Linked DNA regions of Mus musculus: region 2 is linked to region 1. The links are chromatin loops, found by intact Hi-C in ENCODE. Cell type or tissue: left cerebral cortex. All regions are shown on one strand.

The links. Hi-C counts contacts between places; a loop is a spot of excess contacts. Peaks named below come from ENCODE experiments on the same cell type or tissue, not always from the same donor. Only the 100,000 strongest peaks of a DNase experiment are listed, where the experiment ranks them.
Region 2: a loop joins it to region 1, with 2.2 times the contacts of the local background. A loop is called at or near these places in 3 of 42 quality-filtered maps.

Annotation. Positions count from the first base shown.
Region 1 is chr11:26,811,965-26,819,964 of GRCm38, reverse strand. No RefSeq gene overlaps it. Among named protein-coding and RNA genes, the nearest start is that of Vrk2, 220 kb to the right of the region's middle. In left cerebral cortex, no CTCF peak of the experiment used is centred here; DNase peaks (open chromatin) are centred at 1,576 and 4,668; H3K4me3 peaks cover 535 bases.
Region 2 is chr11:26,938,060-26,946,059 of GRCm38, reverse strand. No RefSeq gene overlaps it. Among named protein-coding and RNA genes, the nearest start is that of Vrk2, 350 kb to the right of the region's middle. In left cerebral cortex, no CTCF peak of the experiment used is centred here; a DNase peak (open chromatin) is centred at 3,472.

The sequences.
Region 1 (8,000 bases):
TTCATATTTTTTTGTCTTTCTCCTTTATAGCAATCCACTAGTCACTTCTTTTCTCATCTGAGAAAAATCTAACACTGTAGCACCGAATTACCTTGTATTATAATCCTGCCTCTCTTCCCGAGTGCTAGGATTATAGGTGCGTGCTACTTTGTCCACCTCAGAAATTTCTTAAGTATTCACACATTAAACTTGCCTCATATTCATCCCAAGTATGGTAAAATAAACTATTTTGATGGTCTGTTAGTTAACACCAAATGTTCCAACAGTCTTAAACATTGTAATCTTCTCTATAGTTAAGAAATTAGTTCAATCCTTACATCTCCTATGAGGGTCCTTATAGACAACTTCTATAGTAACATTTCATAAGTAATGATTTTTTATAACCTCTGCCTCTTCTAAACACTCAAGGCTATATGCCTGTATTATGTTTGGTACTCAGCTTGATACCATTCGATGTCTGGAATTGTTCTTTAATTGTTTGCATATTTCCCCAAAATACAAATCTCTCCATATAGATCATAAACTGAGAGAACAGACTTTGTTTTGTATTTTTTCTTATGCTCTAATTTAGTCTCCTAGGAGAAAAAGTATATTTAAGTCCTTAAAAATTTACCAAATATGTTCCTAGCATGTTGTGAACACAGTAGTGACCCAAAAATAGTTGATGAATTTAAATAGAATTCTATCATCTTGGCAGCTTCAAATTTCAACTTCTTGCAAAACTGAACTTCCCATTCTAATCCTCTGATTAGTGACCAATAAGGAAGAAAATTTTATTAAAACCAGTAAACTCTCAGTTGGATAATTAATTTCATTAAACAACTACATACTAAAACTACCAAAATTCTTGAAGTTGAAAGCATTACGTGCCTTAGTATAAAACTGTTATTAAATAAGCAAAAAAGTAAAGTTCTTCAGTAAAGACTTCTGTCTTGACTTTGGTTATTCAGAACTTGTTTTCAAAGCAATTGGCAATAAACATTGAATACCTACATACGTACATACATAATCTGAATATAAATATGAACTAAATGCAACAAATATTTAATTTTCATCAACAAATTAAGACTGTTTCAACCAGTTACTATAACCAACACAAGACTTTTATCCCCAAAGTAAAGTAAGCACCATAGCAATAGCAAGATTCATGAGATAAAAGAGGTCCCTGGAAAATGACCAAATTTCTCCAATTCCATCTCACACAGGCCCTTTTCTTTGGATTGAGTCTTGGCATCCTTAATTAGTGACTTCACTTGGGAAAAGTGGGTATTAACCCCTTTTTTCCTATATTCCAGGAGACTTCTAAAAGGAAGGACTGGGAGGAAAGAGGAAGTGAGAAAGAGAAGGGAGGAGAAATATGGGGAGAGGAATGTATAAAGAGGAAAAGGAAGAGAGAAAAGGAGAGAAAGGAAGGGATGACTGGTACATGCTGGACTACCTATGATCAGCAAGGGCTTGGCATAGAACAAAGTGAATATACTAGCCCAGTGGCTCATCTTTCTATGTGACTGGGCCTCCATCCAGAAAACAGAAATCTTATAAGGTTGCCTGGACTGCCAGCTGCCTCAATTTCAACACAACGATTTAATGTATTTTAAATAAATGTAACATAAGGAAAAATGCTTTGTACAAATTGGTCATCTGTTGTTTTTCTGGCTGGCACCATGATTTACGTAATATATCAGTAGAACAGCATCTCTCTATCTGTCTCTTGGATAACAAAGTGCATCTGGAAGGTTCTTTATAGTGCTTTAACCCCATGATTACTAGAAAGGCTATGCTGTTTTCCATAAATCATCTAAGCCAAAGTTGCTCTCAAATATGTGACTGTTTTTTTTTTAATGCTAGGTTCATTTTCTTTATCCTGGATGTTCTTTTATTCCCATACTAAAGATTACAATAATATTTTTTCTCATGCATAAAAAGCCTTCAGGATTTGAGTGACACTTCTAAACATTAACTGAATTTTCATAATATCCCAAATTATTTGTCACTTGTTTAGAAGTAGTTATAAAGACCACACATATATTTTTACTTTCTATTCTTTGCATTTCTCTGGCAATATAAAATATTAGAATCTACCAGTTAGTAAAATAACATAAATTGTTTCAGGCAAACACCAAGGTCAATGGTGATGTCATTTCAGTCCACTGGTACATCAAATAAAATGATTAGCTTTAACGTATTTTGGATAACACAATCACATTGTGGAAGTCTTAAAGAAACTTGGGAACTTTTCCCCAAAGCAGTGTATATTTGTTCTTACATAAAATTTTGCATGGAATCAAGAGGTTCCCAACTCAGAAGAATATAGCAATATGATTTTGTATGTCTTTCAAAGAGCATTGTTTTAGCTCTCTAATTAGTCCCAAAGGAATAACATGGGGGATTTGTGTTGTAACTTGCTTGTAACAATTGTTTCTGGGGTAGTTGTCTTTTTGTTCTGGAGCTAATGAGGAAAGAGGTCATAGGTTCAATTCATTTAGGGGTCAGTTGGTTGTCATACAAAAGAAAAGCCTTTGCCATGTTACTGATCCACCATCTTGCAAATTTATGCATCTTTCCACCAATCCAGATAATGAATGGTTGCAACTAAGCCTCTACTTCTTCTAGAAAAAAAACTTGAAAATATCTTTCCTTGATTTTATGGTATCATGCATTATGAAAGTATATAACAGCAGGAGGAGGTCCTCAAAAGATCAGAAGGAAGGGTGTCATGAGCACATGGCTGTATGACATTAAGCAAGTTATTTGGCTTATCTAAGCCTTTTTCTTATTAAATAAGAAGACAGTACTCAATAAGATTTAAAAAAATAAAACACACAATATTTTAACTCAAACTTTCTAATAGTGAAGTTCATCATATCCTGAAGAAGAGCTAGTGCATACAGTATTGAAAATGAAAGCACACACAAAATAGGATGCTTCTGACTGTGTTTGATGACCCCACAGTAGCAGAAGGGTCCTAAGTGAAGCATTCTTAACTGTCATTGACTGTAAGGAAAACTTCATTTATAGCAAATGCTGCCCACTGGTTTCCTTTTATGACTAATCTACATGTATTTTAATTAATAGATGTATATTTAGTGTAGAAGCCTATAGTCCTTAGCCCTGAAGGAAAACATGCATATACACCATGGACAAAGGAGAGTAATATAATGTTGAAACAGTTAAAGCCTCTTTGGGGGAGACAAAATGAGGCTCTAAAAGAAACTATTATCTTCTAAAGTCAGGAAAATCAGTTGGTTTATGTGCATAAGACAGTGAAGTACAGCATGTAGCTACTTCGCTTTCACTGCTTAGGATTTTATAAAAGAGAAAAACTGTCTTTGAATCTTCTCTGTATTCCCCTTTCTAGAAAGGGCAACACATTTATTGTACACATGTACAGAGAATGCACACATACTGATAATGGGCAGATATAGTTATGCCACCTTTCATTTTTTTGTAACATCAAAAAAGCATTTATTTTCATGTATTTTATAGCCTGCTAATTTGGCTATGGAGCTAATGCCCATTTAAGGGAATATGGTGTGGGACAACTGTGCAGCGATATTAAGTGAGGAAGCCATATGTTTCTTAGCCCCACCATACCAACTGTGGCTGCTCAACCCCCCCTTGTTGGATTAGCTTTTTCAACAGATAGGCCTATAGTGAGTAGAATACCTCTTTTACAGGTGTTTGTTGGAGATTATACAAAATAAAGGTTTCTACGGGGAGTGAAAACTGTGTAAGACATCCAGAGACAACATCTTGCATTCACTTAAGATGCAACCCGCAGAGGTCTGCTCCAGACTCTTAATTTATAATAGTACCTTTATATATCATGATAAGTGTTTGTCTGTCCCTAGATAGCTGACACAGTGCCCAGAATATGCAGAGCTGTCTAGTTTTGATCATCTTCTAGTTTGTCTAGAAGGGTAGTAGAAGCAAAATTATGGCAGAGTTAGATGTGACCCAAATTGAAAGCATACTTCATCCAAAGACTGGTTATTTTTAAATTCCATGGAAGGGTAAGAAGTAATGACCCATCAAATAAGTACACAATGCAAAGAGATTTCTTTATCCAAATTCTCCTTACATCCCTTTGTGTGATTCTCGGTTTAGGTATCATATATAGTACAAATTCTGCACAGAAGCTTACAGAATGTCAAGAGGGCCTCAATTGAGTAGAAGATTAAACATTTTCACTGTCAAGTCCCATAATCTGAAATTATTACATCATGGTTTCCTTGAGCTCAAGAGAATTCCCTTCTACTGACTCCTTTGCTGCCCAAATTAAAAGGTACAGAGGGCTGGAACAGAAAATCAAACAAGAGAAAGGGTATAAAAACAATACAAGTGGAGAGGCATGAGGTTTATATACGTTTATGTTTTCATGCAAATGTGCTAGTAAGAAAAGGGCTCCATTTGGGGAGCAATAAAGAAGAGGGCGGGAGGAGCCGTGAGCAGATCTCAGGGAGAAAAAAAAAGAAAAAAGAAAAAAAGCACATAGGCTTTCTTTGCAGATGGAGGATTTAAAAGGAGTAAAATGATAGCCACATAGTCAAGAGACTAGAAAAGAGACCTTGATGTTTGATAGTTGTAATAACCTGCAGAGTGCTCTAATGGTTCGGGGATCAGGTGCGGAGCTACAGCAATAACGAGAGCTGAATAATTATCTCGGCCGTATCCATATCGCCAAAGTCCCAGCGCATGAGCTGTGTAAGGAGGCTTCCGCTGCCTCTCCAAGATTTCCTGAAATGTTAAATCACTGATTTGGGAGTACTTCCAGCATTAGTAGTGCCCAGTTAGAAAGAAATAAAGCCCAGAATTCTCCTGTGGTAGTTCTAATGTCTTTGTTAATTATGAATTATGGGTAAACATGCAGACGCACAGAGGTCACGGCTGTCAGCAACAATGGTTTTCAAGAAGGATTTTTATGAGGGTCTTTTTCGCTCCACCATAATGTCAGTTTTATATACATAAACAGAGCCAGGCATATAAAAAAAACCAATGTTTGCTTTTTAGGTGAGTTGGTTCTGTAAGGCTTTTTTTGTTTTTGTTTTTGTTTTTGTTTTTTCCCCTTTTTCTTCCTCTCTCTCCACTGTGTAGAGGCTCATTGCTGTAGCCCAGCATAGCTGTTCATAACTGGACCTCTCTTCTGTGACTGACAAAAGTTGTACCATTCCAAGGTCTACGAAGAGAGAGGCAAGGCAGAGTCTGGATTAACACTCAGACCCTGCATACCACCTTGTAACCCAAGGAAGAGGCAAAACAGGGTAACCTATCAACAGTGGTCATCTCTCATGTCTGATGGCTAGACAGAAGCTGTCGACGTCTCTCTTAAATGGTAATGCTGATTTCAAATCTATCCAAGGATGTCTACAAACAGGACTGAAATTATATTATGTATGGATCCAGCCCAACAAAGGCAAGTGGAACAAAATCATTTAATTAGGTGGTAGCAGCTCTAATTCACTCAAGTTTGGCATTAATTCTTTTGTCATCAAAGTACTTCTAGGACTTCCTGTAAAACAGGGTGGAGAATAATTGAGCTTGTGTGAGCATCTCACACAAGGGTTTGACATGTTGACAGAATGTTAGACTCAACAATCAGATCAAAATTTATCAGAATGTTCAGAAAATCTGTGACAATCATTTTGTATAACTTTTTCCAGATAGACGATATTATCTAGAAATATGGCTTGGCAACTGTAAAAAAAAAAAAGCAGTCCCCAAACTGTCCAATAATGTGAGCATTGACACTTGCTCAGAAGCCAGTGTCTTTTTGCCTGGCAAATTTAAGAATACTTGCCTTAAATATAGGAGATTCATAATCCAATATCAGTAAATGTCTCGTTCTGACCTTCCTCTTTTAACCCAGTTACCTACAATTTCTTCACAAGGTACAGTAATGAATATCTGCAATCACAACTTGCTAGACTGAAGTAGGAATGTTAAAAGTTAAAGGCCAGCCTGACACAAACAGACCTTGTCTTAAATAAATAAATAAATAAATAAATAAATAAGAAGGAAGAAGGAAAGGAGGAAGGAAGGAAGGAAGGAAGGAAGGAAGGAAGGAAGGAAGGAAGGACAGGAGCTAATGAAATTGTTCCATAGATTATGCACTTCTGCCAAGCCCAACTTCCTGGGCTCAGTTCCCAAAATTGACTTGATGTTAGGAGAGATCTTCTCCTACAAGTTGTCTTTGTACCTCCACATGTGAACAGGCACACACAGGCTCAAAAATAAGGATGAATGCACGTGAACACACACACGTTAAAAAATTTAATTTGCAATTATTTTCAAAGGAAAGAAAGGAGAAGGGAAAGGAAAGGTGGGAAGATGAGCAAAGAGGAAAGGGCAGGGTTAACAATGAACACTGAGTTATCCCCAGCCCCTCCTCTTAAGGAGATACATCCTATTTCCAACCTCTTTTCGTAGCAAGCATTGTACCTAAGAGTTATATGATCACTTTTAATCAATGCAGAAAGATGCATAGGAAAATGCCCAGATGTTGATTCAAGCCAAGTTCCCTTCCACCCACATTTTTCTCATGACCTGAGCCATGTTTCACTATACCCTAGATACTTAGAAGCATAGCACATTTTTTGTACAAGAAGTCACAAGCAATTTAGAAATTCAATGTGCATTGAACATACACCATTTATAGCACTGCCCTTTACAATCATGCCATAAGTCTGAGCCAGGAACACTCAACTCCTTAAGGTTGGGGAACTGAGAAAGAACCTCCATATAGGTCCACTATAGGAATTCTCAGGCAATCAACATGTAATTTTCCATTATTGTTAACCACCAGTAAATAAGGAGCAAAGTTAATCAACTAGTCAGAGTGGAGAAGTGGCTATATCATGTCCTGACCTAGAAATTATATTCATATCATATGGTATCATATTGTGTCATATCTATCTATATTCATGACAGATATCTTTTAGATGTCATTAAAATATTTTTGTAGGTAGATAAGATAGAAAGATAAAACCTTGACCACGATGAAACCCTAATGACTAAATAGGACGGGAGGCACAAACTTGGAAATGGAAAATAAAAGAAAAATTCAATTCAGTGTGGAAATTAAGTTAAGACAGAAATCTCTTTGATTGACACCAGAGAAATGAGCATGGGTTGCCTTGAGAAACCATGTGGATGATAATGAAAGTAGCAATGAAAGAAAAAATCAGAATTGCAGATAAAACCAGCTATTTTGCTAGCCAATTTTTGCATTAGGAAAAAGAAATGATTTTACAGTGTTCATGTAACAATTTCTTTCAATTTCTTAATCCTTTTGAAACTACTCATCTTCTTTAGAAACAGAATAGTTTTTACAGTGAATTAATACTAAAATGGGCTGCATTTGTTGTTTTGGGTTTGTTTGTTTGTTGGAGGTTTTGTTGTTGTTATTGTTGTTGTTTAAGTTGATTTATTTACCAGAGTTTCAGGACATCTTCAAGGTTTTAAGAGTCCAAGGCTCGTTCAGGTCAGTCTGGTTCTGGGCAAAGTCTCAGTGGAGTAGGTAGCTCCATTCACTTGAATCAAGCTTCTATTTTCTCTACCCTCATTTCCACTTTTGCCTTTTAATGTAGCCTGAGTCTATGCCAAGTGTCCTTTGCCATAGCAACACCTGCAGGTGAAGGCCCAGCTCTTCACTGCCAGCCTCCACATTGGTGAAGAGGCAGCTAATGACTGCACAAGGAGAGGCATGCAATCTTCAAGACACCCATGGACAATTTGAGTCCAAGGGCGTCCCTGAAGCACTCTCTTCTCACAGGTGTTTAACCTGTTCAGCCATACATCAAGAAGAGGAAAGGAAAACAACCCCTTCTCTTCCTGTTGTTTGCTTTACATAGCTCCTCAAGCCTGTCTGTTTTTCAAACTCCTGTTAAGTTCCTACTGTTTTAAAGTTACTTCAGTGGTGTACTCATGGGGACCCAGTGGTGGAAGTAGCTCTCTGCTTCCTTGTTCTCCCATACATCCAAGTCCATGAGGTCTGACGTCAG
Region 2 (8,000 bases), 130 kb before region 1:
CCTTGAGATTGCTCTGACACTGACCCACCAACCAGGCAGCATACACCAGCTGATATGAGGCCCCCAACACATATACAGCAGAGAACTGCCAGGTCATGACTTAGTGATGGAAGATGGACCTAACCCTGGAAAGACTTGAGGCCCCAGGGAATGGGGAGGTCTATTGAGGTGGAGGTGTGGGAATGGGGACATCCTCTTGGAGATGGGAAGAATGAGAAGGGGAGCGGTCAGGGGGCAGATTGAGAGGGGGATGAAGACTGGACTATAAAACAAGGATCAAATAATAATTAAAAAAGAAAATCATCTAACAGAAAATGTTAGCCTCAATTAAGAGAAAAAAAGGTCCTGCATGGACTTGACAAACACTGACACTAACTGCACTGTTAACTGTCAGACAGTCCAGTGATTTGGGGTCAGTTTTAAGCTCATTACATAGATGAAGACTGAGCCATATAAAGGTACAGAAGAAGCTATACTGCAGGATTTATCAGAAGTGAATTTCAAGACCCAGAGTCAACTGTTCCAACTGAGCTTTGGCTGTTTGGATTTCAGCAACATGACACAGTATGAGAAAGAAAAATTTGACTTCCCCATTTTATAGCTATGTCTGTGTTCAGTAGGCCTATCTTTCAGGGTAGTGATGACTTGAACAACAAGGACCATTTAATGCTTGATAACACATTGTTGCCTCTAAGTACATATAATGCAAACAGATACCCAATGAGACTTCACAGACATTTCATAACTGGTGAAGATAACTTTTAAATAAATTACTGTCTAATTTAAAGGAAAAGTCTCCTCAATTAGGTCTATTCAATCTCTACAGCCTCTTGCTAATCCCTTTACAAGTGGCTGCACCTGATACCAATATTCATTCTCTCATTCATTCATTCATTCATTCATTCACTTGAGGGTGTCTTCTGGAAGATGAGCTATGGCAATGTCAAGTCCTTGTTATTCTGGTCCTATTATTGCCTAGAGAAAATGCTGAAAATAATGCCAGAGTAAAACTAGCAAGACTCATTCATGAGGTTATTTTTTTTTAATGTAGGGACTAGTTTATAACTTGAAATAGTTAAATAGGATTTCAGCTCCAACATTTTATAAGAACAGTGTTATCTAGGGTAGTGCAGTACAACTAGCAAATGCTTAGCATGTACTCTGTCGCTAGCAACCTAATCCCTGGGAGTTACATCAAACTGTGGTTCCTGTTTGACAGATGACATAACCATGGCTTAAAGAAATGAAGTGATTAGCCTAAGAATATTGACTAAGTAGTAATCTCAAAAACTGAGCATCTACATAGTGGTAAAAACATATATACATACATACATACATAATACATACATACATACATACATACATACATAAAATCGAAATTATAAACAAATATACATAAGAGTATATGATAAAGAAACATATATGCTAAGTCATTCTACAAATTTGTTCTACAAATACACTGTCTACAAGAGAGGCCACATAAGATGAGTGGTCCTCTATCTGACCTAGAAAATTGAGTAAACATGTACATAAAGTTGAAAGGGGCCATATGGAATTATAATACATCTGTGGCATTGCAAATAAGGCAAGAGGTTGGTCCATGAAAATATCTAGTACAGTGAGAAAGCTGTTTGTTGAGAGAAACCGAAGTGTGGGGCAGAAGCAGGTGTGGTTAATGTCAGACAGGACTGTATGGTGGGAAAAAGCAAAATCACAATACGAGTGTGTACTTGACTTCACTGGACATGTAGAAGCCTTGGTGATTGCAAACAGGAGACTTGAATTTTGAATTATATGATTACTATGATAGAAAATTAACTTTGTCACTAGTATGAAAAAGAGATTAGCAAGGTAAAAGCTGGTGTGTACAGGGTCAGATAACAAAGGAAAATGTCAGAAGAGGAGCCTGGAAAGGTAGGTTAGGTCAGGGCATTATAGTATCTTCAGTAATAATAATAATTATTAGATAATAATCATTTTATTTTGTAATAGCAATAAATTAATACTCAATGGACAATAAATTAAACAAGATAAAATTAAATGATAAATCAATCAGTTATAATCACTTATAGCAGGACTTTAGAACTTACTTTATAGACAAGCTTTATAGCACTTATAAAACCATTAGTTACCTGTGCTGATTAGAGTTTTGCTTACTTTTGTTTAGTTTATTTTGGCTTGGTTAGCTTGACAGCTATGGTCATCTGGGAAGAGAGAACCAGAGTTGAGAGTTGGAAAAAAATGCCTCCATCAGATTGGACTTTAGAAGTTTCTGGGGGCATTTTTTAAATTAATGATTGGGAATGGATGCAGTCCAGTGTAGGTAGTGTGTTCCAGACCTACTGGCCAAGTATATTCCAGGAAGTATAAGAAAACAGGCTGAGCAGGCTATGAAGGGCAGTCAGTAAGCAGCATTTTTCTGTGGCTTCTGCTTCAATTCTTCCCTTGAGCTCCTGCCCTGATCTCCTACCCAGACCTTCCTCAGTGGTGGACATGAAGGATATGCTAGAAATGAAGTTATTCAAAGCATTTCCTAAAACTAATTAATTATATGTGTTGTTTCTTCTTAAGTAAGTATACATAGACTTCAACAAATAAACATTTAAGTGAAAAATTTTTAAAGTGTTTAAAATTTCATTATTACTCCATTTGAATCACCCACATTACAGCACCCTCACATAATTCCACATTCACATCCTAAATTTAGTCCACATTATCCCTCTACCTTGTTCATCCAAAAAAAATATATACATGGTATTATCTTTGCATGGTATGTTCTGTTTTATAAAATAATATTATTAGACACAGTATATGCTTTGTTTGTTCATTAATATTATCCTCGTCAGACTTGATTGTGATAAGGAATGGAGCCATGGATGCTAACTGCTGTGTGAAACTGCACTTCATGAACACATACAAGCTCATTCACCCATCCTACTGACAGAGGGAATTTGAGGTGCTTTATTTTTTCTATTATTATAAGCAAGGCATATATTATTTTACATGTCCTTTAAGACATGTATACGGCATCTCTCTTAAGTTCACACTGAGACCTTAAGGCAGTCCTGGAGTTCTTTATCACACAGAGATTAAATTCTAACATGCTTTAGTTTTCACTTGAAAACACATTTTTTTCTCTTGCTCCTCCTTCTATCAACCCTACATTTTATAAATCACATGTGTTCATGTGTAGGTGCTATATGCTCACAAGTACACATATATGTATGTGCATGCATGTAGAGACCAGGAGGAATAATTCTTCAGTAGTCTCCCATTTGTGTTTTTGAAACACAGTCTTTTACTGCAACATAGAAGTTGCTGATTAGGCCAGTAAGCCCCAGGAATTGTACATCTCTGCCTGCTTTGTACCAGAGAAACAAGCTTAGGCTCCCACACCTGGCTTTTGTGGGCTTGTTAAGGGTTGAATGTAGGTCTTTCTGCTTGAGCAATAAGCTCTTCCTTACTGCTTCATCTCCACAGCAACATGTCGTGGACTTTTCCCTGCTAACTGTGGGTGTTGTGCCATGATTTCAATCTCTATTTTCTTGGCCATAATGAAATCAGAAGTGTTTTTGCCTGCTGCTCATGCATTCTCTATTATGAGAGCGTAAATTCCATTTTTCTTTTGCCCTTATTTGTGCTTTGCACACAAATCGGTGCAATATTATTGTATGTTACAGATTCTAATTCTTTTCCATGTATTTAATGTGATAAAAATTCTTCCCCTATGTTCTGTTTTAACCATCTATCAACTGAAACATAATTTTGAGACATGATATTTGCTTTCACATATTGATGAGACTGTGTTCTCATTGGTAAATCCATCTTACCAAAGATGTGGCCATATCTGCCTGTACTGTCTATCAGAAGGTTAGGAATTTCACCTTGATGTAGGTTTTTAGAACAGATAACTTTGCATGACATAGGAGGGAAGTGAGAGGTCCTATGTCTCTGATAAACAGGAATTGCCTGAACATCTATTTTACAATCATTGCTTTAAGACAATCATTGTCTTAAAGAAAGTGTTCCGCTCCTGGGCCTCTCTTATCCTAGTGTCTAAAATTGTACAAAATATACAAACCCCAAATACCGTAACTTTACAATTAGAATTGATATAAGTCGTGGCCTGTGCTCTGTCTGTGTTTCTGTGGGCCTGTCTTGACTTTTCTTACCTTCTATTTTCCCACATACATTTTAGATTCATATTATTCAGTTCTCAGTAAAATTACTATTGGCATCACATTGTTCGTGCAGCAGTGTTGGGAAGGGTCTTTGAGAGAGCATGACATTCAGTGATTAGATGCTTTCTCTCAGAGACCATCCTTTCCCTTGGTTCTATCCTCTTCCTTAAGGGTTTATTTCTCATCCTTACACATCCTCCAGGTACATAATACTCCCTACTACATTATAAAGGCACATGGGCTTCCTAGAATTAGCTCCTCAATATTATTTTTTAAATCGTAAGCCAAAACTAAAACCCATTTCTTTATAAATTACCCAGCCTCAGGTATTCTGCTGTAGCAATTTAAAAAAATGAAACAACAAAACCACACACACACACACACACACACACACACACCCCTCCAGAAAAATTTCATTTGTGGACATTATTTTAGATTATTATTCTCTGAAACTAGATTTATATTATATAGTCAGTGTTTTTTTAATGTTATGTTTCAATATACATCAACTTTCCAATGGAATTATCCTTGTTTTTGAAATACCTATTTTATAATTCCCTGTGGTAGAAGATTGTCTATGGAGATCTTTCAGTTTTTATTATAAATTTCTTGCTATTGTTTAAACTATGGGAAATATTTTTGGGTGGAAGATTCTGAATAGAAAATTATTTTCTATAAGCAAATACAAGTTTACACTGTCTTATATCTTAATATTTCTGCATCTGAAAATTACATTTACCAATCAATTTCAGAAATTTCTAACCATGATATCTCTAGAAGCTACATCTTCCATATTCTATTTTTCCTTCTGAAACTTGAATGAAAATCTATGTGGCTCTTTCCTGCTACCTGTCTTCTTCCACACTATATCTGACTTGGTAGTTCTGTCTGGACTCTATGTTCTGTCCCTACTTTTCATTCCCTCACACTCAGTTGACCTCTGTATTCTTTGCTATTTAACTGATTCTTTAGAATTTTGACAGTTGTTGTTATATTGTTAATTGCATATATTTTCCAAATTTGATGATTCAGTAGCCCTTGGGCATGTGTTTCTATCATTTTGATTCTTTAACATATTCAGTGGCTTTGAGTTTATTTAAGTACATTTTATGAATTATATATTATATATTTCTTCTACTGACTCTCCTTCATGGTGATTTATTTCTTGTTTGTATGAGTTCATTAAAAGTTTTGTTATACAACCTACTTACTGAGTTTAGTGAACTCCTTAAGGAACGAGTGGAAAGTATCCTTGAAAAATAAATTCTTGGAAACAGAACTGCTGTTACAGGATGATGCAGGCCTGTTCACTGTGCTTCCATATTGCTGTACTAGGCTGTCCCAGGATCACTTTTTCTGAAGTCACTAAGGAGTAACCAGCATACTCTTTTATAACCTACTTATAATGTGACACACAACTGGTAGAAAGGCTTTCACTTGTTGGCCCCACAGGGTTGCAGGCAAAGACTTTGTGATTGGCTGACCTATAGCTGCTATCATGGCTGCCACCTGGGAGGTGTATGATGGCCCAGTACTACACGCTGCCACATACATTCTGCTTGCAGCTAAGGTATATCCAACTGGGTTATATTGAGTTACCTCAGGAAGTAGCCTTCCCAACGTTGCAATGTCATTTGGAAGCACCCTTCACCAGATAGGTTAGGGAGATGGAAGAGGATGCATTGATGGTTCCCACAGAAGCTGTCATCACTTACTGATGAAAATCAAAGAAAAAAGATGGTATCCATGTACAAAATGGCCCTCCACCAGAACTGCAAAGCTGAGAGAAAGATGGTGTTAAATAGCTCACTCGTTAAATTAACAAGTGAAGGTCCTGACAGACATGACTCATGATCAGTTCAGCCCAGAAAGTCAGTCCAGAAGCAAAGGAATAAAGATAGTACGGACACGTCGAGGACTAGATGAGGAAAGGAAACCAGGTAACATGAAAACCTAAATGCCAAAGGTGACAACACAACAACAACAGCAGCAACAACAACAACACTTTTGTTGGAACAGACACAAAGGAAAAATCTTCATTTTTCTCAAGGTAGAAGAGAATTTCTTAAGACAAACCCTAATTAAATGAAAAATGTATCATTACTGTGCCCTATGGAATTCCAAAAAAAAAACAAAAAACAAAAAACAAAAAACAATCACGTAAGTGAAAAGTGAGCTTGGTCAGAAAATGTCACACACAAATAAACAGCAAAGACTAACATGAAAAAGCTATATACCAACTGTTACATATCAAAGTAGTACAACCCAACTAAAAAGCAGAAAAATATTAGAACAGCCATTGCAGGAAGTCATAGAACTGAGAGATACTACTGCTCTTACTGGTAAAACATTTGTCTCACATGTACATGGCTTCAGCAAATGAGGGAGGGAGAAGAAAGAAAAAGTGTTATTTGGTTTCACTATTAAACTACAAATACTTACTAAATTGATAGAAATGACAATATATTACAATGTAAAATATGGATGTGGAGAATAAGCCTCTGTCACCCGGGGATACACATCCAGCATGCACTTGTCATTGTTTAGGAGAAGTAAAGACATACAAAGGTTACACATCACCTGTATGATCTCAGGGAAGACACTGCAGAACTGAGGCACATGTGTACAAAAGGCTCATGGTTACATGGTTAGAGACAAAAACTGCTAGTCATGTTCCAGTAAGAGCAGAACACATTAACTAATAAATTCATAAATAGCAGAGCACTTTGAAATGGGAGGAAATAAACCATAATATTTTACTTGAGAAATAACACCAAGGGATATATTTTAACACATAGCTGGAAGACAGACAAACCTTAAGGATTCACGTGCCTATACTAAAGCTCTAATGAAAGCAGGAAATGACCACAGTTACCAGAAGAGCACAGTTCCATGCATATATGAGTGTGGGTGGGTACCTCACAGGTTTCAACAGTAAAGACTAGGCTGTTTCTTGAGCTGCACACTCCTTGCGTAGGGCTTAGTTGATCTATCTTGTAGAAAAGCACAGATCTAATGTAATCTGAACTATGCGTAGTATACAGTGATTGTTCAATAAAACTAATAATTGTACATGTAGGATGAGCTGTTGTTTACCTGACAATCCTAGCACACTGAAGTCTGCGTATCACAATTTCAAGGCCAGCCTGGACTTCAGAGCAGTAGTAAATAGATTTATAATACTTATGTTACCAAATACATAAAATAAAAATCTGTTTGTGGTGTGAATTTTCCTACTTACTTCTTTTTTTTTTTTTGCACAGAGATTTGCTAACTCATTCCAATGAAGTAACGGAGTATAAAGAAGCCATAAGCCAAGGTTTTCACCCTCTCTGTTTACCACCAAAATTTTCTGCACAGACTCTTGTGCTTGTGGAAATTTTTTATTAGCTCATCCTAAACGTGAAAGGGTGGCCCTTTGGGGCATCTTAGTCATGTACAGGTCTCCTCAAAGATATCTCATACTGTGAATGTAGGAGATTTGCTTCAAGTCCTGTGTACCTTACAATCTGTTACAGACATCAAAACCACTTGTTTGACATGGTGTACTTGTAGACAAAAGCAACGTCAGAGCCCAAATATGATTTCTACCTGTTTCCACATTCATTTTATTTCTAGAGTTTAAGAAAACCAAAATTTTTTACTAATCTTCAATGCCTAAGTTATGTTTCATACTTAAACATATTTCAGTATTTTACTAGAAATACAGTTCAGACCATCTGTTTCAGCTACAGAAGGGAACTCAAGATTATCTTCTCCTTCTATTGGTTTATCTGGTATTGCTGGATGTGTGATTCAGTTCCCAGTTCTTTTGCACCG